Linked DNA regions of Mus musculus: all the other regions are linked to region 1. A link is a loop called in an ENCODE intact Hi-C map of the cell type or tissue named here. Cell type or tissue: left cerebral cortex. All regions are shown on one strand. Links, peaks and the distances in the headings refer to the core of each region. The heading gives the core; the rest is flanking DNA. Region 1 overlaps Sult4a1 (sulfotransferase family 4A, member 1). Region 2 has its middle 3.6 kb from the start of Gm34201. Region 3 holds the start of Pnpla3 (patatin-like phospholipase domain containing 3). Region 4 holds the start of Gm41370 (a long non-coding RNA gene). Region 5 has its middle 3.4 kb from the start of Gm33324.

Region 1 (5,989 bases), core at 662-5,661:
GAAGAGCTTCCTCCCTCTTTGGACACCGTAGCTGACTGTGAGAGGAGAATGTGCAGGGACAACAGCCAGATGGCTGTAGCCATTCACCAGAGATTCCCAATGGAAACAAGGGGGTGTGTGTGCCGCCACAGAGATGTCCTGTCATGGGGTCTGTTCAACTTCCTCACATCTGGTACCCAACACCACACATCAAGGTAAATGTTATGATCATAAAAAGAGAAAGGGTATTAATATATGTTCTACCTGGATGTGGGGGAAGGGGGTGTCTTGGCAGGCTCATGCCAAGGCATCCCTTCCCCCGAGAGACCAGCCACATGATGGTATAGTATAGAATAGAGTTTATTCAGGGCATGGGGAGGTGGGTAGCAGAGGCAGTTAAGAGGGTAGTAGAGGCAGGAAAGGCAGAGAGAGGGAGAGAGTAGAGAAGTAGAGGCCAGCCATGGCCACGTGGTTGAGAAAGAGGGAAGAGAATGGGGAGAGGAGGGGGAGCAAGGGGGCAAGAGAGTAAGAGAACAAGAGAGACAAGAGAGGCAAGAGAGAGAGGAGGGGCCAAGCAGCCCCTTTTATAGTGGGCCAGGCCTACCTGGCTGTTGCTAGGTAACTGTGGGGAGGAGCATACCTGGAGGCTGCCAGGTAATTGTGGGGGTGGAATCCAGACAGAATGCCAACAGTAAAGATGGTGGCTTCAAAAAATACAAGATGCTGGGGACCAGAGAGATGGCTGGATGGACCAGAGTCCATAGAGTGTGTGCGTCACAAGCTTGAGCACCCACAGCCCATATTAATAGACAGACAGACAGACAGACAGACAGACAGACAGATAGATTAAAAAAAGCCAAGTGCAGAAGTGGAAATAGCTGACTTCGTAGGGCTCTTCTGGTTCCTCAAAAACCATTGTTAACAGAACACGAGCTCCCTCCTGTGGCAGGATTCAGGGCTACAACTCACACTCAGAGTCAACACCACGCCAGGCTCCAAGCTTAAGCCCGATTGTCCTCTGATGTGAGGAGCTGGCAGAGGACCAACATGCCTCAGAGACCATGACTATGGCCACATTGAGTGGCAGATGTTTCTGGGACTGGCTGTCTCCTGCTGGCCCCATCCCCACTGGACAGCCGTTACAGTCCTCACGCTCGGCTACCCTCTCCAGACCACTGTGCCAAAGTCACAGGAGACTCCCGGGGCTGCACATTGGGACTCTTTGTCAGAGATGAAAGTTTTCTCCTTGTGGTCCCAAGAGTGTTGGAGAGACTACGGGACTCTAGGGGGTAAGGGAATAGCATCCTCTTGTTTCCCTAGGCTGTCCCATTCCCTGCTGGCTCACCCGTTTCCAGACTCTGCTCCTGCCTTTTGTTTACACCCAACAGTATCTCCACCCTCCCAGAGGTTGCTAGTTCTGAGCCTTCAAGGTACTTGCTCTGTTCCTCGCTGTGGCTCTTCTCATCTGTTCCTCGAGGAGTGGTTCTCAACCTGTGGGTCGCCGTCCCTTTGACAAACCTCTGTCTCCAAAAAATACGTACATTGCAACTGATAACCATGACAACAAAAATAATTGTATGACTGGGGGTCACCACAAGTTGAGGAACTGTATTAAAGGATCTCAGCGTTAGGAAGGTTGAGAACCACTGCCCTAGAAGAACAGAGAAGGGGATTGGAAGTGAGCAAGGATCTAGAGAGCAGAATGGCCACAACCGTCCGCAGCACTCAGCCTTACCATAGCAGGTGCTCCGCAAAGGACTTGCAGGGGAAGGGCTGGAGGCAAGAAGGACCGTGAGTGGCTCCACAGCACTGAGTTCTGGGCGGAGACTTGGGAGGAGGGGCACCAGGCACAGGCTCCACCTACAAGGATGGGAGGGTCTTCCTTGGTCATTGGGAAGGCCAGGAGCCAGCAGCTCGTTCATCCTGGGCCTGAGTTAGGAACTTCAGCCTCTACCAGCTCAACAGCAGCAGTACAGAATTCTGGGCTCTGAGATGTGACGATATTCATTCATCAGCTGCTGGTTAGGCAGCGCATCCCTGCTCCCAGGGCAGTCGCGTCCACGCGGGAAGGGGGATGCCAGGAGGTGATGCAGGTGTTAGGAGGCAAGCAGGGGTAGAAGTATAGAGGAACCAAGGAATCAATCCAGTGTAGGAAGGGATGCTGCCTTGGTGGAGGTGCAGGGCTGGGCAGCTCAGGGGAGGGAGGTGAGGATGCTAAGGGTCGTTCAGGCCGTATGGGGACATCGTCTGCCAGGGGGATACAAAGGACTCCTCTGAGTTGAGGCGTTGAAGACATGGGAGCACTCAGTTTCTAGGGTCAAAGGTCATTCCATGGCTATACCCAGACTGAGGTGCCACCCTGTCCTAAAACATGCCGTATGCAGTGTACAGTGATGGATAACATTCTGGGAAGGGGATACCAAGCTCTAAGCAGGGCAGGGCTGACTAGCTACACAGAGGACTTCCTGCGTAGGAGCCACACACCCTCCGCCACTATTAACAAACAAGAAGGTGGGTAAATCCATCTCCCAGGAGATCCCTAGGATGGGACCTGCTCTTAGTGGTGTATGTGACCACATAGGGTGGTGGTGTCCTTCCCACCCGACTCCCACCTCTTGGGCTGTGAACAAAACCACAAACTAAGCCCAAGCTGTGAGATGACAATCCCACTACAGCCACCAGGTGGCGCTGGCTGGCCTGCAGTTTGGGGATGGGCAGAACCTGCTAGGTAAGGGTTTTCCTTTACTTTTTGTTTGTTTGTTTGTTTTGGATTTCAGAGAGTCTCAGACTGGCACTGAATTCATGAGCTTCCTGCCTCAGGCTCCCCACTGACGAGCTGGCGTGGGGGGGGGGTGGGGGGGGCGGGGGGGCGGGGGGGGGAGACACAGTGCCGGGCCGGGTTTAGGGAAGGTTTTCTGTATCGTATTCAGCTTCCAAAGTGGTCCCCCTCCTGGTGGTGTTCCAGGCGATTGCAGAGTGAGCAAGATCATGCCTTAGTAGCTGACTATATAAAGTATGGAAGCCTCTTAGGGGCAGAGAAGCCCGGCACACCAACCAAACTGGTGAGGCAGAGTAGGAGAGAGCTCAGGACTCCTCGGCAGGAGAGCTGCAGCCGCCTGGGCTTCCAGTCCTTAAGGAAGAGCTGACACCTCTGCTGCTCCCCAAAAAGACTTTCTGGGGACTTCCTCTGTGAACCCAAGTCAGGCTACCACTGACCTGCACTCCGGGCCTTACCACAGGGGAACAAAGGAGGGTCCTTCTATAAATACTAGCCTGTGGCTCCACCCTTCTATTTGTTCTGCTCCTTAATCACAGTCGAGCTCAACGCTCCGACATCAGCACAGCCCTTCTCCAAATCCACTCAAGGTACAAGGAACCTCTAAGACACGGGCCCTGCCCTTACCCTCCAGCCTGAGTGGTACAGCTGGGGTGAGGGGCCCGCAACCTCACAGGAAACTTCTCAGCAGCCAGGGAGCCCTAGAAAACACCCTCCCGGTTAAACCTCCCGGGGCTTCCCCAGGCTCTCATGCTCTAGGGGGCGCTCTGTAAGCCGATGTCTGGCTCACCTCCATACAACCCCTGCGCAGGACATGCCCGCCCGGGAGCTTGCCAGCCCTGCTCTCCCCCAGTCTCCTAAGCCCAAGTCCTCCGTGTGAACTTACCGGCTGTGACATCAGTCTTTTGGGAGCTGTGTGTGTGTGTGCGCGCGCTGTGGTGTGCATACATGTTTACATGCATATGTGTGTGGGTGCACGTGTATACGTGGGGGCAAATGGTTGATGGCCGGTGTTCTCTTTGCTTGCTCCCTGCATTATAAGTTAAGGCAGTCTCTCACTCAGCCTAAAGCTCACCAATACAGGCTGGCCTAGCTTATCCTGTGAATCCCATCTCTACCTCCTAAGTGCTGGGATGACGGGTGGCTGCATTCACATACTGCTGAGTCCTTTTTGGTACCCCACGGGCTCTACCCACTGAGATATCTTGATCTCAACAGCCCCATGACATCGCTCCCGATCCTGAACTAACCCTTGATTCATTAATGAGTCTCCTTGACTCATCCCTGACTGGAACTAAAGCTCGGGGAGGCTGGGTCTTTTCTTGCTGGCACAGCCCCACGGCAGCGCTGAGGCCCCTGCATAAGCTGAGGGGTGATAGGTAAGGCAGGAAAAGGGCTCTATCACCCTGCTTCCTCAGGGCTCCCTAGTGTGTGTGCGCCAGTTTGGAAATGACTTAAGGACAGATCTTCTAAGCACAGCACGGGGACACAAAGATGACTATCCGGAGTTTGCATTTGCTCCCATAAGGCTGGGGAAGAGAGCCAGGAAGGACTTGATCAGTCTCCATCCCACCATGCCCTGGGCTGGAGCCAGAGGCAGACCCAGACTGCAGAGGTGGAAGAGATCTACAGGAACACCGGAATCTCTCACCCTTACTTTCACTTCCAGGTCAAAGGTCACTGAAGTAGTATATAGGCTTCAACTCTCACTGAAGTTTGCCTGGGGTAAAACAACCAAATTCTGCCTCATCAGAACCCACTCCTGGCGCTTTCCCACTGTAGCCACGCCCAGGGGACAGGGCAGGAATGGGGCTCACACTCCTTTGAGGAGAACGCTCAGGGACCCTCCCCCCCTCCACCCAGCACACAGACAAAACACACAAACAGGGGAGGTGTCTTTTATTAAAGATGCAGGCAAGCAGAGATTACCATGTGTGGTTCCAGAACATCCGTACAGTACTAAAAATAGAAAAATAGAAAGAAAATTTCACAGAAAGCAGCCTTCCTCCCCAGACACACAGGAAAGGCGCTGCCGCCATGCCCACCCCAGAGAACCATGCACCAGACCTACACAAGCTTCTCTCTGGACAGAGGTAATGCCACGACAACCAGACCCGCTTCAGAGACGGCCCAGAGCAGGCCCCTTCCACAGCCTCAGCCTCCCACTACCACGTTCTTCCCAGCCTGGTGAGTAACAGAACAAGTCGGTCCCCACAAGCAGCGATCTCCTGGTCCACCGCTCATCTGGTCAAATTCAAGCCCATAGGTGTGGGGGTGGGCAGCACACAGGATCATGGCTCCCCCCAGACACTCTTGAGGTCTAAGGTGCCCCACTCACACAGGTGGGCTTGCCAATCCTATCTGCACGGAGGACGGTCAACCTGCAGACTGGGTCTCCTGGGTGAGAGCCTCGCTTGGCACAGGTGGAGCAGATGGGACAGCGACTAGGGACTTTAGAACCATGCTATGTCCTGTATCTCTTGCCAGCAGGAGTGTGTCAGTCGCTGCCTTGGGGAGCACGTGAAGGCTGTGAAAGATACTAATTCTTGGTGCAGTCTGGCATCTGTGGGGCCTCTTCCACACCTACCAGTGCCTTCAGATGCCACCCGCAGCCTCGGGCCAGCTTCCCTGCCGAAACATTCCTTGGGCTCTTCTGTGCTGGGGCTGAGAGAGATGCGCGCTTAGAGGTGTTTCTGAAAACGGCCTGGGACAGGTCCTGGCTTGGTATCAGGATGGTTCCAAAAGACTGAACTCCACAGGCGACACCAACCTCTCCAGCTCACCCCACCCCCCAAACCCGTTCTTTGATCTCCGAACAAGGTAGGATGGCTGTGCCTAGAGAAAAGACTACAAAAATTACAGTGACCCCTGAGAGCTTCCTAGCATCCCGGCACAGCACGCTCCTGCTCCCCCCTGGAAATGCACTTGTATTTGGCTGACAGATATTTATTTCCGCTTTCAGTGAAAAGCGCTATAAAATAGTGAATAACACGGGGTGTGGGGCAGACATTTGCACTGCCCGTGCGTGTGGTATTGGCCACCATGTGGAGACTCAAAACACTATGGGCCAGGCCAGGCGGCTGCTGTAGACAGCATCCTCTCACTCCTCCTCGGCTCTCTCCACCAGGCTCGCCCCCTGCTGTTTCCAAGCAGCTTCCGGAAGTGTGTCCAGCGAGGAATAAAAGAACGCAAACAGGACTTTTAGCTAGTAGAGCGTCCGGGGACCGTGAGCAT
Region 2 (5,989 bases), core at 717-5,716, 560 kb after region 1:
AACCTCCACATCACCTGCCCTACTCATATGGCACAGGCTCTACCCACTGCTGGGCCATGTTGGGCCCAGGAATCAGACCCCCGCCAAGGGACAACCAGTCTAACACACAGCAGAATGAGCCACCCGAGGGATGCTGGTGGTCTCCAGAAGGAGATATTATGTGAGCAGAGTCTTGGGGGCAACTAGGGTGTAGCTCCCAAATTTGGGAGGGGTCCCTGAATAGCCTTCTATGCAGCTCTAAGCCAGAGCTGAGTTTCAAAGGGTATAGAGACCCCTGGGTAGGCTCCGAGGGGCAGGGGGCTCTGAAGGACTGACCAACGTACACACAGACACCTGTAACTGCTGCCAGGGTGATAGATACAAATGGAAGACATAGACACTGTGGAGCAAGAGCCACACCTCATGCTACACAGGGTCCTGCGGCAAGCAGGGATGGGCCCTGGGAGACAGTTCCTGGATTCCAGCCAGCTCTGCTCTGACTGGCCTGGGAACATGGTGGGCTGAATATTCAACTCTTAACTCTGATAGATGTGGCCTTAACTTGAAGACCTGGTCTCAGCATCCTGCACTGTGAAGTGGGCCCTTGATCTTGGGGTCCGTGTCTTTGAAAAAGACAGAGGGGGCCAGGGAGATGGCTCAGCGGGTAAAGGTGAACACAGCCATGGCGAATGGCTCAACTTTGATCCCCGTGACACACTTGGTGGAAAGAAAGGATTCCCTTCTGAGAGTTGTTCTCTGACCTACACACACACACACACACACACACACACTCACAGAGAGGGAAAGAAACAGACAGAAAGGCAGAGACAAACAGAGACAGAGAGACAGAGAAATTGAGACACACAAAGACAGAGAGACAGAGACAGAGAGACAGACACACACATGCATTCACAGAGAGAGAAATAGAGAGACAGACAGACAGATACAGAGAGACAGATGCATACACAGACACACACACAGAGAGACAGAGAAACAGAGTGACAGAGGGACAGGGAGAGACAGAGACAGAGAGAAACAGAGAAAGAGGCACAGAGACAGAGAGAAACAGAGAGACAGAGAGTCAGAGAGACAGACAAACATACATAAATATGCACACATACACAGACACACACAGAGAAACACAGACCCACACACATACACTACATAGTGTTTTTTTTTTTAAATGAAGCAGAGGAGAAGACATCAGATGGACCCAGGAAAGTGGGAGCAGATACAGAGCCATGTACCCATAAGCCAAGGGATGCCCCAGCCTACAGGAGCTGGCAGAGCCTTTGGATCTTGACTAGACTTCTGGCCTTCACAACTCAGTGGATAAATAAGTCCATGTAGTTAAAGCCTTTAGCTTGTGGTCATCTGCTAAGGTAGCCTAAGGCTCTAATGGCATCCTTCTCCCCTCCCCCCTGGAATTCCTCTGTGCAGAACTCAGGTGACCTAACACTTACCTAGGCTTTGACATTCCCCCAGGGCACAGAACAGGTGATGGAGGGCAAGGAGGTGCAGCAGAGATCACTTCAGGGTGCGGTAGGGACAATGTCTCGCTACCTGATCCTTTGAACACCATCTCCTGGACTGACAATATTCCTATCTCTCTCCAAGCTAGGGTTCAGTCTAATGGGCTGGTACCCTAGTCTCCAGACCCATTTCCAGTAGAGTTTGTGGGAAACAGAGGCCTCAAGAAGGGACAGGTCCTAGCAGGACACAGGTTTGGAGGACACATCTTGGTCAGGGACAAAACAGTCACTTTGGTCCAATCCATTGGAACCATACTAACACAGTGCTGATTTGAAATGCCTGCAACTTGAAGTCTGGTCCAAGGCTTGCACTCTCAAGCAGGGTGATGGCGACCTCTGCTGGCCCAGCTCCAGAGCCTTTTCCAGCCCAAGGCATAGGAGGCAGCTGCAAGAGGTCTGCTAGAACCAGATCCCCCAAAATGGAAAAGGCCTGTGCTTCCACAGTCACAATGTTGCTCTCAACCATTATCTGTGGATGCTCAGTGTCGGGAGCTCTGTAGACACCCACGGAGTCTCCCCTACACTGAATGGGCTAGATTGGGGCCTGGATGAGGGGCCTGAGACCTGAGAACAGAGATCACAACCCAGGCTCCGTGGAGCAAGAGAGAAATGAACCATCAGGACAGAAGATTCCAGGTGAAGACAGGAGGCTCCCTGGGGAGTTCTCGTCCCTGCCTGAGCTTCAGTTTATTCATCTGCTCTGAGCAGACCTGTCCCCCATCTGGGAGGGATTGGAGAGTGGTGGGCACACGCCCTGTGGGTAGGGAGGAGACTCAGTCAGTCCCCAAGCACAGCACTCAGAAGCACGTCACCTGACACTCTCTACGTTCATGAGCCTAGCATACTAAGTTTTGTATTATGCTCAGTTTTAAAGACTTGTTTATTCTTATTTTATGTGTACGAGTGTTTTGCCCCCATGAATGTCTGTGCACCACGGATGTGCCTGGTGCCCATGAAGTTCAGAAGAGGGCATCATATCCCTTGGAACTAGAGTTACAGATAGGTGTGAGCCACTACGTGGGTGCTGGGAACTGAGCCGCTGAGCCATCTCTCCAGCCCCAGGTTGGTTGTTTTATTTATTTTCTTTTTTTTTTGTTGTTGTTGTTGGATTTTGTTGTTGTTGTTGTTGTTGTTTGTTTTTTGTTTTTGTTTTGTTTTGGTTTGGTTTGGTTTGGTTTGGTTTTTTCGAGGCAGGGTTTCTCTGTGTAGCCCTGGCTGTCCTGGAACTCACTTTGTAGACCAGGATGGCCTCGAACTCAGAAATCCCCCTGTCTCTGCCTCCCGAGTGCTGGGATCAAAGGCGTGCGGCACCACGCCCGGCTGTTGTTGTTTTTGGTTTTGGTTTCTCGAGACAGGGTTTCTCTATATAGCCCTGGCTGTCCTGGAACTCACTTTGTAGATCAAGCTGGCCTCAAACTCAGAAATCCACCTGCCTCTGCCTCCCGAGTGCTGGGATTAAAGGCATGCACCACCACGCCCGATTTATTTATTTTCTTAAGCAGAAATGAATTTCCTCACAGCCAGCGCTGGGGACGAGAAACACAAATCAAGGTGTCTGCAGGTCTGGGGGTGTTTTGATTTTTTTGTCTCGTTTTTTCCTTTCATTACACTGGGATCCGTAAACAGGTTTTCACTTCAGTATGTAATATACTCAGTACAATTTATCCTGCCATACCCCGCTAAAGAGCTGCTTCTCGCCCTGCCCACTGGTCCTGTTTGCCCCCAGCTATCTCTCATCGTCCATACCTATGTACTTATACATCTACATAATAAAATCCTGGATCCATGAACGGGAGAAAACACACAACCTTTCTTTCTGAAGTGGACTTGTGTTTGGCACAATCATCTCCAGTTGTGTGTGTTTTCTTGCTAGCAGCCTAACTCTGTTCTGCTTTGCGGCTGGGAAAAAAAATCCCCCAGTCTATATACAACATTTATTCTTTATCCATAGCTTCCCTATCTGCTTCCACAGCCTGGGTGGCTGGCCCTAAGCAAACCTCATCCCAGCCTAACCCTAGACCAGGCCCAGCAGGAAGTTTCCCAAATGGTGACCATACAGAGTGTGGTCAAGAGTATGGTGCCCCAACTTTGCCTCGGAGCAAGCACCCTTTCTGTGCTGAAGTCTTGGAAAGTGCTGGGCCAAGCAGTGAGGTTGGAGAACTGGATCGACAGGCCATGTGTCAAAACCTGCATCTGCAGGGCACTGGTGCCCTCTAGTGGCGGATCGAAGGAAGGCAACGCACACCTAAACCGAGAACAGTGCTGTGATAGGGCTCTCTAGGTAGGAAGGGGCAGGTATCAGGCAGGGTTAAAGTCCTCAGGAGTTTCCCACCACTGAGCCATCCTCCCCGCCCCCATGCTGTTCTCTAATTAGTTATTGTCAGTCATTCTGTGACTGAGGAGACTTAGAGGAAGTGAAATGAGCTCTTGAGGGGGCAAGGGATCTAAAGCCAGGACTCCTGAGAGCCTTCCACACCCTGATCAGCTCCAGCCCGGTCATCTACGGGTGAGAACTGAAGCGAAGATGGCTTATGGGAGTCTGGAGGCTGGCTCATCTCAATCCTGATCTCCAGTCAGAATTCACAAACATGGCTACTAGTTCCATTATGCATACCCGTCTCCGACACAGATAGACAGGAGACATGGTGGCAGAGCCCACACTCTGCTCTCGGCAATGCTCCACACTGACTTTTGGAAATGGACCTCTGGCCACCTCTCCAACCTGCCGACAGTTAGGAGAAGAGGGCTGGAAGAGGACAGCTCAAACACAAGCGACACAGTCAGACACCGGTTCAAATCCCAGCCCCAACACCTTCCCACTCTAACTCACCTCCATTCCCCTCCCTGGGTCTTCATGACCTCCCTGGCGAGATGGGCTGTTGGTGTTTTTGCACAAGGTGGCTTGATCATCAATCACGAGCTATTTGCAGAGCTCAAGCCTGAGGCTCAGTGTCAAAAGCAAGCGTGCAGATCCTGCAGAGCACAACCCAAGAGCACGGCAGCCTACGGGAGACCCAGAGGCACCAAGTTATGCCCCCCCCATAGTAGGGAATCAATAGAGATCAAGGAATCCTGGAGAGAGAGAGTAGGACCCGGGTAGGGAAGGATGCAAGTGGAGCAGACCCCAGAGAGCAGACATGTCCAGAGTGAGCAACTCCATAGAAGCAAAACTCATGTTAGTGATAGCCAGGTTAGGGTGGGGTAAGGAGGTTACTCTTCACCTCTGATATCTAGAGACATGAAAAGATGTATGTGGCTAAGTTGGTAAAGCACTCTCTTAGCATGCATGCATGCATGAAGTTCTGGGGTCCATCCCTATCCATCCCTAGTAGCATCTAAGATGAGTGTGGCATACGTCTGTCGTCTTAGCGGTTCAAGGTCATCCTTGGCTACACAGTGAGTTCAAGGATAGCCTGGGCTACATGAAGCCCTGTCTCAAAAACTCCAAAAAAAAAAAAAAAAGTTCTACAGTTAGTATAAATGTACTAAAAACCCATACTGAGCCCCCCACCCCCAAAAGAATGGCTTTTTGTGGTGTGTGATTTCAGTTCAGGTTTTCAAAGGCCCTCAGCTGACTGACACCCACCTCCCCAGCAGGCCACGGAGCCTCTCCTACTTCATTCTTACTCAGATGCCGCATCAGTAAATTTTCTCACCGCTGTTTTAAAAACATCTCGACAGAGCCAACTAAAGGAAGGGATGGGTTATCTGGGCCACAGTTTGAGGGCACAGTTGATTGTGGTGTGGAAGACATGGTGGCAGGAGCTTGAGGCAGCTCAAGACAGGAAGCAGGGAGAGACAAATGCTGGTGTTCGGCTTGCTCTCTCCTTTATATATGCCACCCATAGTTAGGCTCATCTCTCTTCAATTAACACAACTTAGAAAATCCCTCTCACGGGGGCTGGAGAGATGGCTCAGAGGTTAAGAGCACTGAGTGCTCTTCCAAAGGTCCTGAGTTCAAATCCCAGCAACCACATGGTGGCTCACAACCACTTGTAATGAGATCTGATGCCCTCTTCTGGGATGTCTGAGACAGCTACAGTGTAGCTGTTTATATTTATTATATGTAAGTACATTTATTTATTATATGTAATTCCATGTATTATATGTAAGTACAGTACAGTGTACTTACATATAATAAATAAATAAATCCTTAGAAAGAAAGAAAGAAAGAAAGAAAGAAAGAAAGAAAGAAAGAAAGAAAATCCCTCTCACAAACACTATCAGAAGATTGTCTCTGGGGTGGTTCTAGATCCAGTCAGGTTGACAATATTAAACAACAACACACACATACACACACACACACACACACACTATATATATATATATATATATATATATATATATATATATGTATATGTATATATATATATATATATACACATATATATATATATATACATACACACACACACAGCTGCCATGGAAAGTCAGAGAGGCCAGTCATACCCATTTCTGCATGCATTATCTGATATTAG
Region 3 (5,989 bases), core at 990-5,989, 94 kb after region 1:
GGGCACAAAATACATCCAGACCCCAAATTCTCAGTACAGAGAAGATTTACTACTCCAGAGGGACAAGCAGGTTAGATGGGGTGAGGGGTAGGGGCTGCCTGTGGGTCTGACAAAGACAGCAGCAGGAATTTCTTCAGGAGGGTTTTTTAAGGAGAAACGGGGGAAGCCTGTGTTCGGATGACTTGGTGATGATTGGACATGTTAGCCGGTGTAGCCATATAATGAATTTTGATAGCTGGACCTTGGAGTTTCAGGCATAAGGAGGTGGCCAAAATAAGAGAACAGCCCTTGGTGGCTTAGCTTTAGAAACATGACCTGTTTAGAGAGGGAGAGAGGGAGAGGGAAAGGAATAAATCTATCAGCATCATGTTTGCGATGCTTGGTTCTGTTACAGAGCCCTTCACTCTTACCATGGGCAGAGCTGTCACATGCTCTTGTGTGAACCGATGGTGACAAATGGGGAAACTCATTCAGCACAGGAGATGTCACCAGCCTACCACACTGCCAACAGAATAGTGGGTCGTGGTTATCCAAGGGCCAGGTGAGGAGTTTGGTTGTTAGGCAGACACAGCCCTGGGATGAGGGAGAGGGAAGGGCTCCTAGCACCGTGCTGACTGTGATTCATGCTTAGCCTCACCTGAACCTCATGCTTCTGGTTCGGAAGACTGCTTCCGGGTCTCTCTCAGCACACGAGGATAGGCAAGAAGACAATGTGTGGCCAGTGGGCCCTTATATTTTTCTAAAATTCAGACAGGAGACCAAGAGAGGAATATGGACAAACAGACACATGAGCCATGAGAAAGGATGTAAAGCCATCTTTTCCCCCCTAGATTCAACCCTGTCACAGTTTTCACCCTCCATAATGGAAATGGGGATTCTGTTCTCTGGATATTGAAGTACCAAGGACCATTCTTGCCATGCAGAAGATTCCAGCCTGTGTTGTTCCTTTGAGACATGACTGGATGGGGTAGCTTTTGAATCCTACGCAACATTCATGCAGAAGGAATCACACATTTCACATTACTGAACACATGTGTTGTGTAGCCCTGGTCATCCTGGAACTCACTCTGTAGACCAGGCTAACCTCGAATTTGGAGCTCCACCTGCCTCTGCTTCCCAAGTGCTGGGATTGAAGGTGTGTGCACACTGCCTATCTCAAGAAAGTTTTTTTTTTTTTAAAGAAATTTGTTCTAGCTGGGCGTGGTGGCGCACGCCTTTAATCCCAGCACTCGGGAGGCAGAGGCAGGCGGATTTCTGAGTTCGAGGCCAGCCTGGTCTACAAAGTGAGTGCCAGGACAGCCAGGGCTACACAGAGAAACCCTGTCTCTAAAAACCAAAAAAAAAAAAAGAAATTTGTTCTGTGGGGTGAGGGATTTTGTAACTTTTCTTTTGTTCTTTTTTCTTCTGCCTGAAACAATAGCAAACCATTCTACTAGAGGCCTGGAGAGATGGTTCAGTGGTTCATATGTTGCTTCTCCATAGGACCTGGGTTAGGTTCCCAGCACCCATAGAGTGATTAACAACTGTCTGTGACTCCAATTCCAGGGATGCCCCAGCTGGTAGGACCCAAGTGTGTGTGTGTGTGGGGGGGGGGCATTCCAAACCAGAGTGCCGGAGTGGGCTGGGAAGAAGATGCTCAAGAGTCCAATACTCTCTCCTAGATTTCATGGGTACTAAACCTGAATGTGGTACACAGCTATGCATGCAGCCAAAACACCCATACACATAAGAATATTAAAAATAAATTTTAACTAAAATATTCTATTAAAGAGTAGTGTACAGGGGCTGGTGAGATGGCTCAGTGGGTAAGAGCACCGACTGCTCTTCCGAAGGTCCGAAGTTCAAATCCCAGCAACCACATGGTGGCTCACAACCACCCGTAATGAGATCTGATGCCCTCTTCTGGTGCGTCTGAAAGACAGCTACAATGTACTTATATATAATAAATAAATAAATAAATCTAAAAAAAAAAAAAAAGAAAAAAAAGAGTAGTGTACAAATTGTATTGCTATACTTGGTCAAAGATACTTTGTAGTCAGAAGAGGCACAGACAGGACCACAAACCATCTAGCTCCCAGCTTTCCTTACTCCTGCCTTCATTGGCACCGGCCAATCACATATTTTATTTATAAGTGACACTTGTACATGGAAACTTCAGGTCCTCCCTGCCTGGTGTTGTCTTCCTGTAGTCTTAGTTACTTAGGAGGCTGTGGCAAAGGGGCCAGAGGCTGAAGTCCAGGCTGAGTCACTGAAGGAGGCAGCTGGTTAAAAGAAAAAGGAACCCAGGGCAGCTCAGTGGTAGAGCCTTTGCCTAGCATGCAGGAGGGCCGAGGTTCAGTTCTTAGTACTGTAAAATTAAACAAGGCGCTGAAAGGATGGTTCAGCGGTAGAGGCCACAACTACTCTTACAGAGCACCAGAGTGGAGTCCAAGAATCCACGCGATGGCTCACAATCCTCTGCAACTCCAGTTCTAGGAGGTTTAACGTCCTCTTATGGCCTCCTTGGTCACTGCACACCCATGGTGCATAGACATACATGCAGACAAAATACTCATAAACATGGGGGCGGGGAGCCTAAGTATCTTTTTAAGAGGAAGGAAGGAAGGAAGGAAGGAAGGAAGGAAGGAAGGAAGGGAGGGAGGGAGGGAAGGAGGGAGGGAGGAAGGAAGGGAGGAAGAAAACCTCTCTCCATGAATTAAAAACGAACAGAAAGCAAAATAAATAACTGCAAAAACAGACACCCTACATGAAAATAAAGGAAAGACAGCATGTGGATGGTAGCATCTCTCGTGTAATAAAGAAAAGGAGAGAGTGCCACCGGCGTGCCATCCAGAACCTGAAAGAAAAGGGTATTCAAAGAGCCATTCTGCCCAGCAAGCATCCAAGCCTAGGATTTGGGAAAGCCCACGCGGGAGGGACATGGGGCGGGGCATGAGTCCAGTACGCCCATTGGGCCTCCCACTGGCTTATTTGCATGGTCCTAGTGGGGCGGGGCCTCAGCTGACGTCACCCGAAGACAGCTTAGGCGGCTGCGGCTCTTTAAGCTCAGAGCAGCAACACCGGGAGCAGAGCTGAACTGCAGCGCCGCCCGGAGCTTCAAGCACCATGTATGACCCAGAGCGCCGCTGGAGCCTGTCGTTTGCAGGCTGCGGCTTCCTGGGCTTCTACCACGTCGGGGCTACGCTATGTCTGAGCGAGCGCGCCCCGCACCTCCTCCGCGATGCGCGCACTTTCTTTGGCTGCTCGGCCGGTGCACTGCACGCGGTCACCTTCGTGTGCAGTCTCCCTCTCGGTGCGTCCACGGCCACTACCCAGGCCCCGCGTGCGGGGAGGGGTTGCTACACCTGGGGAATCGGTAACACTTTCCGGGGTGCCCGAAGAAACCTGTCCGGAGAGCTCTCATCCTTCCCGGTGCCGTTGAGCACTCAGCTGGAGACCCTGGGCCTGTCACCTGGCGTGGGATTTCCCGGGGCCGGCTGGAGCAGACGCGCTCCGAGCATCTTCTTCCTGACCCGCTCTGGCGCCCTGGTCCTGTCAGCTGGGTCATCCCTGAGCAGCAGGGAACGACGCAGGTTTGCCGGGTCCTCTGGTCCCTGAGCCGCAGAAGGTTTGTCCTGTGTGGCTCTGGCTAGTGTCCCATGGCTGGTGCCGCCAGGAAGGGCAGAAGGCACCCAGACTAGAACACCCTTAGTGGCAGTCCAATGCTCCGGTTGCCTTTAGAGGTGGCTGGTGGGGGCGGGGTACGTGGATTAGAGAAATATTTGGAACACTCCCTAGAAGCTGGAATGGGTTCCCAGACAGATCCAGTTCCACTCTCTCCTGTCTTCACTAGCCTAGATAAGCGGCCCTTCCCAGATCGATGTCACTGACATTCAGGGCATTTGAATCTTGGCCTAATTAAACATTTGCCCATGCACCCATGAGCGAGAGGAGGCGAGTACTCTCCTCTCCCCCACTAAACTACTAGGATGTGATGCCTTCTCTTCCCAGTGTCATAGCCGGATGCTTTTGGGGTTGTGGGCAGGGCTTGGCTAAGTGCCCACGGGGGGGGGGGCGGACTGCTGACACCCAAAGGTCCCCAGGCTGCATGACAATGTCCCACATCAACCCTCTTTGATCTGGGGCCTCTTTAACACTTTACTCTTTGCTCTCTGCTGGCCACAGCCAGCAGGGAGAGACTTTGGCAGGCAGGGGAAAGCCCCTGCTGATGAGCGGAGCTCTGCCATTGGATGGGATCGGTGAGCAGACCCTGAGCCGATGAGAATCAGGGATTAGAAGACAAGCAAATCTGGCTGTGTGCCTGCTTGTCTGGGTTTCCCAGTGAGGAGGGAGCCAGGAGTAAAGGGCAGTGAGAGTGGCCTCTGGAAAGACTAGATTAGTCCAGTGGCCATTGCACACCCTGGGCTTCGGCACTAAAGGCAGTTAGTTCTTAAATGGAGGGCTCTGAGCCCAATAGCGATGGATGATTATTGGGACATGGTTTAAATGCATTGACTCCAGGAATCTTAAGTACACCCACTTTCATATAGAGCAATGGTTCTCTCAACCTGTGGGTCACAGCCTCTCTGGGGGTCTAATGACCCTTTCACAGGAGTCATCAAAGACCATTGGGAAACAGATACTTATGATTCATAACAGCAAAATTACATTATGAAGTATCATCGAAAATAATTGTATATTTGGGGGGGCAACCACAACATGAGGGACTGTATTAAAGAGTTCCAGCACTGGGAAGATTGAGAACCAATGATAAAGTGGGGTGTTTGTAACTGCTCAGAAGACAGGGACAGCCTGGGGCTATCCTGTCAGGTCACAGAGAGGGCACAAAATTACAGATTATCTCTGGTGGGAGCTGCTAAGGTGCATTGCCCAGGGCTTGGAACGGGCACAGGTGTTTGGGGCATCTGAGCATTTGGCTGGACTTGACAGAGGAGGTAGGTGCAATTGGCTACCAGTGTGTGAGTTCACCCTCAAGCCAGGCTCAGCAGGCTGGCTTGGGGTAGGGTTTGCTGGGAGTGAGAGTTAGAGTTGGATCAGAAAAGGCTGGGATATGCCTGGCCTCATGGAACCAGGATTCATGTTGTCATAAGTGCTAGGGCAGAGTGGATTAGTCAAAGAGGGCTGGTCTGGAGAGTGAGGGCAGATGGACTGTGAATACTACTGTGTACCTACTGTGCGATCTGGGAAGTCTTGGCTTAGAGGTTTACACGGAGCCTAGCCGCTTACACAGTCTTTTCTGGACTGAGCATTTTATAGACCTTATTTTACACAATCCTTTCTGCCTCCAGAAGTGAATCCATTTTTACTCTCCTTGAAAAAAGGCAGTCGCTGGGCGTGGTGGCGCACACCTTTAATCCCAGCACTCGGGAGGCAGAGGCAGGCGGATTTCTGAGTTCAAGGCCAGCCTGGTCTACAAAGTGAGTTCCAGGACAGCCAGGGCTACACAGAGAAACCCTGTCTCAAAACCCAAAAAAAAAAAAAAAAAAAAAAGAAAGAAAGAAAAAGAAAAAAGGCAGTCTAGCAGCTGGAGAGATGTCTCAGTGGTTAAGATCGCTTACTGCTCTTACAGAGAACCAGCTTGGCAACTTACTGACCACCTATAATTCTAGATCCTGGGAATGTGATGCTGTCTTCTGGCCTCTGCAGGGTTTTGCACACATGTGGTGCCCATAAGCTCCTACACACATATGCATATATATATAATCGTTTGTTTGTTTGTTTGTTTGTTTTAAATTAAAGTCAATCTGTGGTATAGACAGATGGCAGAGTGCTTTCCTCTGTAAGGGGCAGGGGTGAGATCTACATTTAGGTCCAGGCCTACATTATTTCTTCTGTGCTGTCTGATGTTGAGTCCATTGTGCCAAGGCTGGAATGCTGATGTGTTCGTGGCTTGTGGCTTTATAGACAGGCAGGTGGAATTCTCATGAGCATGCGTCACCGGAAGACCTGCCCCAGCACCATCCAGGAAATACCTTATACAACAGGCTAT
Region 4 (5,989 bases), core at 481-5,480, 220 kb before region 1:
CAGGTGTACTCACTGAAGTGGTGGGGATGTCCGCACCATGGACAGGTGGCTCACAGTCCTGGCTGCTCACACTGCCCCCACCCCCAGCCCATCCCTGCTCATCAGCTTACCTTCTTAGTCCTCAAGTGTTCTTCCTGGAGCCCAGGTTCAACATCTGATGCAAACCCTTGCTGTTTACTGGTCTGCTCACCCTGTCTGTGGGGTTGGACCATGGTACCTGGGACTCCACGCTGCGTTCATCTAGTTCATCTAAGAGTTTTATAACTTGGAAGTAAATAAACCCTGGCCATTTCTTGAGCACCTCTGAGCGCTGTTCTTGGGTGTCAGGAGAGTAGAGCACGTTTGTCTCTGGACATGGTCTCAGATGGCTGGGCAGCAGGCAGCCATCAAAGGCAGAGCACTGGAGCTCCCGGGGAAGCTCAGGAACAGTGAGTTTACAATGCTGGTTGTCTTCCTGGGCTCTCTTATGGGCCTTCAGGGACAACCTATGAAAGGTTGCCAGTGACCCAAACACCACCATGCATATTTGTATCGGCAAAATGGTACTCCAGAGAAGAAAGGGAGAGCGTCCCTTCTGGTGTGAGCCAGAAGAAGGGACTTCAGCAAGCAGAGTTGGTGGAGAGGGCATGTAATAAAAGACAGAAATGTGACAGTGGTCACCATGGTGATTGTGAGGAGAACAGAGATGATAATGAGGAGGAGGATCACAGTGGTAATGATAGTGGTGACAAAGATGGTGGTGGTAGTGACACTCAGAAGATAGTGGGTATGGTAGTGATGTCATGGCAGGGAAACACTTGTAAGGAAGAGGGTCTTGGTGATGGTGATGGTAGTGTGGTGATTGTCACAAGGATGGTGATGACTAGTGTTGATGGAGAGATGATAATGATGGTGTTGACAACAGTGGTCATGAAGAGGTAGTGGTAGTGTTGACGGTGGTGATACTGTAGATAGCGATGATGATGTTACCATGATGGCAGCGATGATGTCATGGTGATGATGGCAGTGCTGGGGATAGCAACAAGGATGGTAGTGATGTAGTTCAGGGCATAGTGCTGCTGCTAGGCATGGGGATGATGATGTCATCATGATGGGGATGAAGATGTCATGATGACATCAGTGCAGTTCGTGGACATAGCACACGAACACACCTGATCATATCTGATGAGATGGTGATACTGGGGACTGTGGAAACCAGGTGCCTATACCTAGTCACATCTACTCTGCTGACAGTGGCCATAGAGACCATGCTGATGACACCTGCTGAGGAAGACGATGTGAGGATAGTGATGACTGACTTGCTATGTGCTTTTCCTGTGATGTGCACTGGCTTAAGCACTGCATTTGGGCGTTGAACTTACTTGGTCCACCTGGCAGGCTCAGAAGGACCTATTATCGCTTCCACTTGACAGATAAAAAGACCCAAGAATGAGAACTGTTGTAGCTTGCCCCAGACATGTCCCACCCGCTATAGCAGAACACCTGTAGCTGCCACAGCCACTCACCAGAAAGCTCCAGATAATGGTCTGACAGGTGCGTGCTTACTTTCCAGGGTATGGCGTCATGGCAGACGGGACCACCACCTATGTGAACGCGTCGGTGTGCACTGTGAACTATCAGCCTGTGAATCCCCCCATAGTCATCGACCTGCCCACACCCCGGAACTCCTGACTGCTACCCACTCCAGTTCTGCCTACCCATGTCAGCTCTGTATGTCTGGCCAAGAGCCTGGATCCCCTAACCCACTTCCTCCCATGCAGAACAGCCTGGACAGTCCATTTGGCCTCGGGACCAGCCAGCAACGAGTAGAATCCTTGGGATAAAAGAAATCGCCTTTGTCAGCTTTCTGCCGCCTGCTGCTGGGACCTTGAACAGTCCCATCAGGGCCACCAGGCTCATCTCTGTGTTCTGTGTGTGCATCTGCCCCTTTTTTCTAGAGCCTAACACACTCACAGCCCTGTCTCACTTGGGAAATGACAGAAGCTCGGTTCGAAAGACACCCTCCGGCTTTGAGAAGCCGCTGCTCTCGGATGGAATTTGGGAAGTTTTATACAAGATGTCTAGCTACCCAAGTGTGTGGCTTGTGAGCCCCAAGGTTGCGGAAGTGTATGGCCTAGGCTCGGGCAGCTCTTCTCTGGCTGGAGGAAAGGAGATAGACTTGTTCCTTACGTGCATGGGTCTTGGGAATGTTCAGGGACATCTCAGGAATTCCGACAGCCCCCGGCCAGGCCTAGAGCAGATGGCTTGGCTTAGTCCCCCATTCCTTCCTCAGGACCCTGCTGCCAATGTGGACAATGGCTGAGTGTCTCCAGCTTCTGGCTCAGAACCTGGATTTGGGGAGGGGAGCTTTGTTCTTCTGGGTGGCCAGAACCTGCTGGTTACTCATCACAGTGAGGCCATCTTAGATCATCTGGGACCACACTACTTTGTAGATCACGATGGCCAGGGGATTCTGTGGGCTGAGACCTATGCCTGGTCATGTACATGCCCCATGTCTGTGGCATGTGTGTGCTTCTCCAAACCTAACCAGGTTGTTAGCATCTACAACGAGCTCCATCCTCCATGTGATTGATTTTTCCTTCCGAGGGTTCCAGGAAGCTTGTCAGTACCACCAGTAACCGGGAGGTGGCGCAGTTACAGAGCCACCCCGGGTGCTGATGGCAGCTCCACCTCTGGCTGCAGCCTTTCTTGAGCTAGGCCTGGGTGAACCCATCTGCAGAGGACAGAGCCAGCGGGCCCTGAGTCAGGGGGAGGCAGAGTCCATCACTGTCTATTTAAAATGCCCATATTTGTTCTTTGTGGACTCTTTTTTGCACTCATTCCGATTCTTAGTAACATGTCACTAAAATAGTATTATTTGTCCCGACTCTTGATGTTTTACACCCTTTATGTCATGCATCAGACACGAGGGCCTCACTTGCTTGGCCTGGTTCCAGCCTTGGGGACCAGATATCCTGGTACCTTTACTCGGTATAATTTTGTTTTATCTACAGACATTCCTGCAAGGTAGGTACTCTTGCCCTGTTACAGAGATGAGTCCACTGAGAGGAGAGGTCACTTGCCTGAGGATGCACAGCACAAAGGGGGCAGCAGTGGGATTTGGGCCTCCATCTCTGGCCTCACACCCTTCCCATCACCACTGGAGTTCTCTCCCTGCAAAGCAGGGCCTGGGTGGAGAGTCTCGCTTCATTTGGAAGGGTCCTTTTCAAAACTGGCTCTTGTTCATTCTCAACCTCGAGTCCCTCAGACCATCAGGAATCCTGAGCTTTTGGCTCAGCATCCCAGCATCCTGTGAGGCCCACTCCCAATTCTTTCTCTGCGGGTGAGTGAGCTGGGCTCTGGGATGCATTCCCAGGCCACCTTTGGTGCCCTACGTTGGCCAGGGGCAACTGTGCCCCACAGGACACAGGGCTGCAGGAATCTTGCTTGGGCCAAGTGGTCCTGGTGTGTGGGACATTTTACAAGGTCTCTCTTCGGTGCCTCAGATGCATGGCGTGTTTGGGGCAGAGAAAAATACATCTCCCATGTGCTTTCTCAGCTCCACAGTTTCTATATGGACCAAGAACTATAAACTTAAAAAAATTTTCCTAGGGCATCTTCAGAATGCGGCATATTTTTATGTGGAGAAGAAAAGCTGTGGAGGCAGCTGTCTTGAAGAGAAAATTCATTGGAAGTCCTCAAGATTTGAAAGATGGCGGCCTGCTCCTCAATCATTTTGGCATAACTTGATTGTGGCTGTAATTTTTTTTGTCAAGCATGTCAGACAATAAAGTCTTTGTAAAAAGAAAAGGCTAAGTCCATCTGGCTGCTCGTCCTGTGGGTGTGTCCCTGAGTTATGAGGGGGCAGAGGGAGGAAGAACTCCAAGACCTAGTGGCTAAAGACCCCCCCCATGTGACTACTCTCTGCTTGTCTCACCCCATCCCACCCCTCATGGGCACAGGGACTACAGACATCATGGGCAGGACTGGATGTCTGAGCTTCTAAACAAAGCATTGTGGTGTGGCCGAAGTGCTGGGTTTTCCTGAATATGACATGGCCAACCCAGCCATAGGAAGGCAAAAGGTTCATGGGTTGCCTAAGAGCAGCATCCTGGTCTCAAAGTCGCTCCCAGCTACAAAACTTCTACCATTTATTGCTAGCTGTCCATCCAACTATTCATCTTTCCACAGTCAAACACTTACCTGATGATTCATACTTTCATATGTCCATCCATCTACTCAGTCAGAAAACAAGCACCCATCCATCTGCCCACCCATCCATCCACCCATCAAGCTATAAAGCCAGACAGCTAGCCATCTATTCGTCCACAGGACTATCCATCTATCTGTGCACCAACAAAGCTGTCCATATATACACTCATCTGACCATACACTATTGATGAAACCATTAATTTACCCAGCCCCCTCAGGATATCACTCTATGTATCCATCTACCCACCCACCCACCCATCAAGTCACCCATCCTTCTGTCCTTCCATCTGTCTTACATAACCCCCCATCCAGCTCTGTATGGACCCCTCCACAGCCATTAACACTTCCCAAAGAGTCTGGCTGGCTTGGATGATGGAAAGGCTGGTGGTGGCTGTAACAGATTTAGGAGGGAAGACTGATAAAGGTAGATGTGAGGATAAAGGCTCCAGAGAGTCCAGGACAGCAGTAGATGTGGCTGCTGGTCACTGGAAGGAGTTGTGGACATAGAACAGGTGTCAAGAAAAAGGGATATGACTGACATCATAAAGCCACGGACCTGGGGCAGAAAAGGCCTGAGGAGTGGCCTGGGGCAGGTGTGCAATAACAATGTCCCCATGACCTCAGACAAGTCCCCTGCCCAGGGACTCATAGGCCTGCAGCATCCTGTCCTGGGACCTTAACTTCTGAATCCTGGTCTGTCTGAGGAACCCCACCAACTTCTACCATAACCACTGGAACCACAGTAGGGTTCCTGCACAGGGCGTGGCCCTCTGAAGCTGTCACCTCACAATGTCACCACACTGCCAGAGCTGCTTCAGTACACAGTCTCTGGGGCCCTCCTTCCTTCCCCCTCTTCCTTCCTTCTCACTTCACACATGGAGAAGGAAGGCACTCTACTACTGAGGTGTACCCCTCTGCAGCCCTGCTGAGACAGTGGCAGGGAACCAGTCTCTGGGGACTCACCAGAGCACGTGGCTGTCTTGGGCCTCCTTTCCCCGCCTCCTAAGGGCTGGAATCACAGGTGACTACCAGGTGCAGGGAGCCGTGGGGGTCAGAACCCTGCTCCTCTTGCTTGTACCATGTGCTTTAACCACCAAGCCATCTCTCTGGCCTCTTGCTGATCCTATTTAAAAATCTCTAAATATTCTAGAAACAAGTCTCTTTTTCCTGTCTCTGGGTTGGTCTTTTTAGTCCCATCCTCAGAGCAAATGTTGAAATTTTTGATGAAGCTTGATTTCCTTCCTTCCTTCCTTCCTTCCTTCCTTCCTTCCTTCCTTCCTTCCTTCCTTCCTCTCTCTCTCTCTCTCTCTCTCTCTCTCTCTCTCTCTCTCTCCTTCTTCTTCTTCCTCTTCTTTTCTCTCTCCCTCCCTCTCCCTCCCCCCCCTCTCTCTCCCTCCCTCCCTCCCTCCCTCCCTTCCTTCCTTCCTTCCTTTCTTTTCTTGTTCTTTGGATATGGTTATCATTTGAGGCAGGTGTTTCCCAGAGCCTCACGTATTGACAGGTGGTCATCAGCCATTGGCTGGACTGGGAGGCAGGGTCTAGGAGGAGGAAGTTAGCTCACTGTAGATATATAGTTGAAGCCGGTCTTGGGAACCCAGCTACGGTCCTCCTTCCTGGCTGCCACAGGTAAGTAACCTCCCTCGGCCATGCCACATGCCCAAAGCAACCAGGCCAATGGACCCTCTCTGAGCGAGTGAGCCAAAATCAACCTTGCTTTCTTAGAAGGGCTCCTTCTTGGGTATTTTGCCCTGTTGAAGAAATGCTGACTCTGCGGGTGATGCTTTCAAACTTGAGGTTG
Region 5 (5,989 bases), core at 476-5,475, 310 kb before region 1:
TACTGAGACCTATCTGAGAACACCTTCACATGACTTCATCTTGGAGTGACCTGAGACCAGGGATTCAGCTAGTCTCTGGTGTCTTCCGGTCCTGTAGCCTTAGAAGGCTGTGTTTATCCAGTTGCCTGGGGTTGGAGTGTAGAACTTCTCAGGCATCAGCCCGTTGGAGTGCAGGAGGGAACTGTGTATGTGTGCTATACTCATGTGCAGGACCTAGGGTAGATTTACACACACAACGAGCCTCCATTCATGAGATGCACTTTGGACCACAGGCCCATCCTGAGGGTGTCCAGCACCCTGCAGCCAGTGGCCCAGATAGATGGAAAAGTTTGCCTCCCTGTCTTACCTCTTACTGGTGAGTGCCTCTACCCTGCTGTTGCTGCTGCTGCCACAGTCAGACGTCTACAGTTCCAGTGCAAACTGAGGACCAGTGTGACTGACTCTCTAGAGATCCTCCAGACTTTTGGGGTAAGACTGGACCTGCTGAGACACATCCATGGGCTGAGCAGCTACCTGGTTCTCTGCCTCTTCAATGTGTGGACAGTCATTGCTGACTTACCCAGTGTGCTTCGGGTAAGCTAATCTAAAGAACCCCCCTTTTGCCCAGCAGTGGTGGCGCACGCCTTTAATCCCAGCACTCGGGAGGCAGAGGCAGGCAGATTTCTGAGTTCGAGGCCAGCCTGGTCTACAAAGTGAGTTCCAGGACAGCCAGGGCTATACAGAGAAACCCTGTCTCGAGGAAAAAAGAAAAAAGAAAAATGTCCATTCATTCTACTGGTTCTGTTCCTCTAGAGAGCCCTCACTAATACGCCCTCCACAACCAAACCTTTGACCATCTCTCCTTCCAAACCTGTAAATCTGCCCTAGGCCCTGCAGCGAGTGCATAAGCATACACACGTGCGCATGCGTGTATGTGCGCTCATGTGCGTGTTTGCCCGCGCGTGCACACACACACATACAGTTGTGTGCACACAAACACACATGCACACACACACTATCTCAAACTTCACTATCCCAGCTACACCTATTTCTACCGAGGAAGAACAACAAAAGCAAAGGAAGAAACAGCCTGCGGTCATGGTGCCCGAGGCTGAGGCTGAGGGATGCCTCTTTGGACCACAGGCTCATCCCGATGGTGGCTAGGCAGGCCAGGCTTTCCAGGTCTGGTTCTCTGGAGCTGACTCCACTTCTGATGGCCCCTGATTCTCTCTCCAGTCCAAGCCCACAGAGCCTGTTTCTGAGTCGGCAGAGGCCAGAGGACTAAAGGGAGGAGACAGCCAAGCAAGGAACAGTTTTAAAAAACCTTGTGTTGGCCAAACAGGCATGAGGTTGTCAGTTTTCAAGCCCCTGCTCAGTGATGTACATTTTTACAAGGAAACCAAGACCCAGAGATGGGCAGGGATTCACTCCCCGCATGCGTCAAGACAGACCCGGCCTCTATTGATCCTTCAAACCACCTCACCCTTCTTTTTTCAGTGTTTGCACCAAGGCAGGCTGCCCCTCTCTGTCTCCATGCTGTGGGATTTCCCCATCTCAGGCTGCACACGGTTTAAAGGGGGGGGGGGGGAGAAAGCGAAAACGGAAAAAACAAAAACAAAAACAAAAAACAAACAGAAAACAAAAAACAAAAAACAAAAAAAAAAACCCTGCCAGACTATAAATGAATGGGGTGCTACTGCCCCCCTATGGCCACACTGAGGAAGTGCTGGCTAAGTTTTTTTGTTTTGTTTCTGTTTTTGTTTTTTAAAAAAGCAATAAATTGTTTAGCAGGCCAGGCTGGACTGTTCTGATGAGCCAAACTGACCTTGTGTGGAGACTCGCACAATGCCCCAGTGATATATGACACTGAGAGTGTCATTTCTTCCCTGAGCCTCAGTTTCTCCAGTCAAAAGCAGTTGTGTGTGTGTGTGTGTGTGTGTGTGTGTGTGTGTGTGTGTGTGAGGGAATAGATTTCAGGGAATAGATTTCAGCAGTTTTGGCAAGGGTAGGACCAGGGCAGAACAAGGAAGCAGAGATGGGTGTGGCTAGGCCACCTCTCTCATTATTTTTTGAAGTTGTGAATTCAGAGCCAGGCTCTGGGATGTCCCAGTGGTTTTAACACTTGGGCCTCAGTTTCCCCATAGGTGAACAGCACATATCATGTGGCTGTGGTTCACATATGAGAAATGATTAGGCCAATCCATGGGAAGCCTGGCACATAGTAAGCATAGTAGTGCTGTGACCATCAAGGTGTGATAGTGTTAGTGTGTCCTGGCCTCACCCTATACCGGGAATCTGGCCCAAGCCATCCTGCCCCATGGCTTCCATTGGAGATGACTGGGTGCTAACAATGTCCTAGGTGCTCTACCCTCTGCTGCACTCTGGTCCCGACACCGTCCTTGACACCTTTTTGTGACAAAGAATTGGGGATGAGCTAAGAACCCTGCCCCCTGCTCTGTGCTAGGTAGGAATCAGGGATGCAGACCATTGAGGGCATGCACTGGGGTCTCTGTGTCTCCACTCTGGTGGAAGGAGGTGGCCGGGAAGGGTTAAATGATACTTCAGATAAGCCTTTCCACTCTCCAGGGTGACCTCTGCAGGAGGGGAAACTGAGGCAGGGAGGAGGTGATTATTCCTAGGTGTCCCCGGAGTGTCATGCTTTCACGATAGGGCTCCTTCCTCATGAAGTCTCTGGGTTTGCTTGTCAGAAAGGGATAAGGAGAGAGATGAGGAATGTGGTCCTGGGGGAAAGTATTTGGAGACCCAATGTTCTCTTCACTGTCCCCTAGTGCATCTCTGGGAGGGAGCTTGGTCCAATCCTGGCACTAGTTATGACTGGCTGAAACCGAAAAAAGTTGTTCCCTGGGGTCTTGTTAAACTCACTTTTTCCCCCTCCCTGAGGCAGCGGTGGTAGGGGGTTGCTATACCCTGGTAGTAAGTGAGTCCTCCTAGACTCATGGGGTTTGGTAGTCGAGTCCTTATTTGAGCCCACACACCTTATATGCTGTGTGGTAGTAGCAATCAAGTCTACTTGTAGAGCAGATGGAATGTCAAACAGCGTTACCCGCTCCTCATTAAGCATGGCTACATCGTAATTAAATGTTGTCTTGTGTAAGGACTTGCTGAATCCATTCCTCAGAATGGCTGGCTGGCCTCTGCACCCCTGATTGCTACCTAGCACAGAGCAGGCAGGTCCCTCCCCTCCCACTGCGGGGAGTAAAGGAACCATAAAGTAGAAATACTCAGAACCTGTGAAAATATCACGTTTTAAAAAACACCCTAAGCAGCTGCTGGGAGACGCTCATTGGGAGGATGGCGCTGTATCACCTGAAGGGGCTCAGGATATAAGCCCAGGGGTAGGGACCTGGCGAGAAGGCACCAGCACGCAATTCTCACCTGTGCCAGCAGGTGGCGTCAGTTCCCACACTCAGCCGATATGAATGTCAGGGGCGTCCCATTCCAAGGCAGGCTTTCTAGGGTAGGTGTCTGCTCTTAGCTTTCCCCGTCAGGGATCATCTGTGGGCAGCTCCAGGTGGGGCGATGAGCACTCAAGGGAGAGCCTGGGGTTGACAAGGCAGGGGTGCAGGGGCCAGATGGAAGGGATCTGAAGAAAGAGGAGGAGCCTGAGAAACACTTCATTTGTTTAAAATGGACACATAAGGAGCAGGGACAGGGTGGAGTCAGTTAAGTGCTCACCATCTGTGATGGTACACACTTAACATCCCACGCTAGGGAGGCAGAGACAGGGAGGTCTCCAGGGCTCACTGGCCAGCTATTCTAACATAACTAGCAAGCTCCAGGTCCCAGAGAAGGATCTACCTCAAAATAGCAAGGTGGACAACACTGGAGATTGTCCCCTGGGTGCCACATGCACACACCCAACCTGTCCATGCACAGACATGCACACATGCATATCCACACACAAAGCAGCAGAAGAATACATGTTTAAAATCATGAATACCTAAGATCTGGGAGGAAAGAAGACAGGCAGGCAGGCAAATGGGGAGCCCAGGAAGCAAGCCATACAACGGCAGAGAACAGAATATGAAAGCTCTATGTGGCTCCCCACCCCAGACGAACCAATAGTCTTAGTGCCGTGTATGTGCGCGCGCGCACGTGTGCGTGCGTGTGCGTGTGTGTGTGTGTACCAAGAGCCATTCATTACTCTGTGTGAGAGAAAATAGTCACCTAAAAATTTCCCCTAATCCAGAAAGGTCCTGGTCCTTCTAGAGAAAAGCCTCCTTTGGGGCTTGGATGGGTGCCCATGCTGGTTCTAAACTGTGCTCTGCCGTTTCAGCTGCCCTTTGAAATTGACGTTCAGTTGGGGCTTGGTCGCCATGCAGCCCAGGTAGAGCAAGGGAGGCTGATGTCTCCCCAGAACAGGACCAGAGCCAGATGAGAACAGCTGTGTGCCACCTGGAAGGTGGTAGAGGGTTGCAGTGCAGCTTGGGGTGTCCTGCTCCACTCCCCACATTGTGGTGATGCTCTGGACAGCTGGAGAAGGGCCAGATGGCTTGGGGTTCAGGCCTGTGTGTCTGTTTGGACACCGGGTGGGATCCGGATGCCAATCAACTGGCTCTGCCTAGGTTCCTCTGATTCCAGGTTCTGACAGTTTCCTGGAGACCAGCTTTGCAATAGTCCCCTTTCCTCTTCCATCTCCCTCCTTCCTCTCCCTCCTCCCCCCCCCCCTCTGCCTTGTCAGGAGCGTATAAGAAGAGTGGAGAGAGGGTTATAATTGCCCCCCGTGGAATTCACCTGCCGTGAAAGGGTGTTAAATAACGCGCAATTTACATGTCTTCCCTGTAGGAAATTATAGAATCAGAGCTTTCAAATTAGCAATAGATTTTTCTAATTGAATCTGTTTCCTGTAGGGCAGGTGAAGTGAGGAACCACCAGGTATTTCACTCTCCCTAGCAAATGGACTATCAGACAACTGTTGGCGTTCAGTGCTCATAAATACGCAGGGGAAGTTGACGCTGTGTTTGCAGGAGAGAACCCTGCAGAAAGAGACGGGGGTGTGCATTAGTGCCCGAGTGATCACTCTGGTGCCGGGATAGAGGGTGTGTGTGCCCCAAAAAGGAAAGCAGTTTTGGCAAGGGAAGGACCAGGGCAGAACAAGGAAGCGGAGATGGGTATGGCTGGGCCACCTCTCTCATTATTTCTTGAAGTTTTGAGTTCAGAGCCAGGCTCTGGGGTATCCCAGTGGTTTTAATACTTGGGCTTCAGTTTCTCCATAGGTGAACAGCACCTATCATGTGGCTGTGGTTCACATATGAGGAATGGTTAGGCCAATCCATGGAAAGCCTGGCACATAGTAGGCACTAGCAGACTTGGACACATTTTTGTTGAGCAACTCATCATTGTAACATATTTGTACACGCGTGTTCGAAGATGTGTTTCCATACATACTTGAGGACAGAGGGCAACTGTGGGTGTTGGTCCTCGGGTGCCATTTTTCTTGAGGCGGGGTCTCTCACCAGTCTGGAACTTTCTCATAAAGCTAGGCTGGCTGGCTCCCAGGACTCAGAGATCTGCCTGTCTCTGCATCCCCAGCATTGACTGGGGTTGTGAGCATACGGCGGCGTTTCTCGGTGCCTATATAGATGGAATTTAGGTCACGGTCTACTGATTGAACTATCTCCGTGGCTTTGTTATTGTTATCTATTTATTTTGGTCATGTCATGTGTATGGGTGTTTTTCCTACATGTATGTATGTATGTATGTATGTATGCATGTATGTATAGCGTGTGCATGCTTGGTACTCAAGGAGACCATGAGCCATCATGAGCATGCCAGGAATTGAAGTGAGTCCTATGGAAGAACAACTAGCTGTTAACTGCTAAACCATCTCTCCACCTTCCTCTTGGTATTGTTTTTAATCTGTGTTCCTGTAGATTGTCTCTAAGACCCACAAGCCTCGTTTATTCTGACATGGTTTCTCATTTAGAAGTCTGGGCTCCATTTAGCTGTGGCCTCTGTGTATGGATCTTTGCTGAGGCCAGCAAGACGG

Evidence for each region. Peaks named below come from ENCODE experiments on the same cell type or tissue, not always from the same donor. Only the 100,000 strongest peaks of a DNase experiment are listed, where the experiment ranks them.
Region 2: a loop joins it to region 1, with 8 times the contacts of the local background. A loop is called at or near these places in 17 of 42 quality-filtered maps.
Region 3: a loop joins it to region 1, with 10 times the contacts of the local background. A loop is called at or near these places in 11 of 42 quality-filtered maps.
Region 4: it touches region 1 in a loop (3-fold over the local background); 3 of 42 quality-filtered maps call a loop at or near these places.
Region 5: it touches region 1 in a loop (5-fold over the local background); 9 of 42 quality-filtered maps call a loop at or near these places.

The regions. Positions count from the first base shown.
Region 1 is chr15:84,071,460-84,077,448 of GRCm38, forward strand. It overlaps Sult4a1 (sulfotransferase family 4A, member 1), which reads right to left. Exons shown (of 7, transcript NM_013873.3): 7 at 4,638-5,989. It also overlaps a transcript of Efcab6 not described here. Among named protein-coding and RNA genes, the nearest start is that of Efcab6, 9.1 kb to the left of the region's middle. In left cerebral cortex, for the core only: CTCF peaks have their summits at 923 (motif pointing left), 2,652 (motif pointing right) and 3,519 (motif pointing right); DNase peaks (open chromatin) are centred at 926, 1,897, 2,635, 2,981 and 3 more places; H3K27ac peaks cover 1,414 bases.
Region 2 is chr15:84,628,047-84,634,035 of GRCm38, forward strand. No RefSeq gene overlaps it. Among named protein-coding and RNA genes, the nearest start is that of Gm34201, 3.6 kb to the left of the region's middle. In left cerebral cortex, for the core only: CTCF peaks have their summits at 1,849 (motif pointing left) and 3,739 (motif pointing left); DNase peaks (open chromatin) are centred at 1,831 and 3,726.
Region 3 is chr15:84,164,769-84,170,757 of GRCm38, forward strand. Pnpla3 (patatin-like phospholipase domain containing 3) reads left to right here and starts at 3,048. Exons shown (of 8, transcript NM_054088.3): 1 at 3,048-3,292. The coding sequence starts at 3,106. Gm33530 (a long non-coding RNA gene) reads right to left here and starts at 1,062. Exons shown (of 3, transcript XR_384288.2): 1 at 638-1,062; 2 at 411-501; 3 at 91-315. Mir6392 (microRNA 6392) reads left to right here and starts at 3,502; the gene lies at 3,502-3,609. In left cerebral cortex, for the core only: a CTCF peak has its summit at 3,092; DNase peaks (open chromatin) are centred at 3,004, 3,452, 3,701 and 4,246; H3K4me3 peaks cover 1,832 bases; H3K27ac peaks cover 1,048 bases.
Region 4 is chr15:83,854,696-83,860,684 of GRCm38, forward strand. Mpped1 (metallophosphoesterase domain containing 1) reads left to right here. Exons shown (of 7, transcript NM_172610.3): 7 at 1,553-3,779. The coding sequence ends at 1,671. Gm41370 (a long non-coding RNA gene) reads right to left here and starts at 1,454. Exons shown (of 7, transcript XR_003951468.1): 1 at 111-1,454. It overlaps Gm41372 (a long non-coding RNA gene), which reads left to right and starts at 4,485. Exons shown (of 3, transcript XR_875516.3): 1 at 4,485-5,212. In left cerebral cortex, for the core only: a CTCF peak has its summit at 2,614 (motif pointing right); a DNase peak (open chromatin) is centred at 2,630.
Region 5 is chr15:83,757,463-83,763,451 of GRCm38, forward strand. No RefSeq gene overlaps it. Among named protein-coding and RNA genes, the nearest start is that of Gm33324, 3.4 kb to the left of the region's middle. In left cerebral cortex, for the core only: CTCF peaks have their summits at 1,694 (motif pointing left) and 3,384 (motif pointing right); a DNase peak (open chromatin) is centred at 3,400.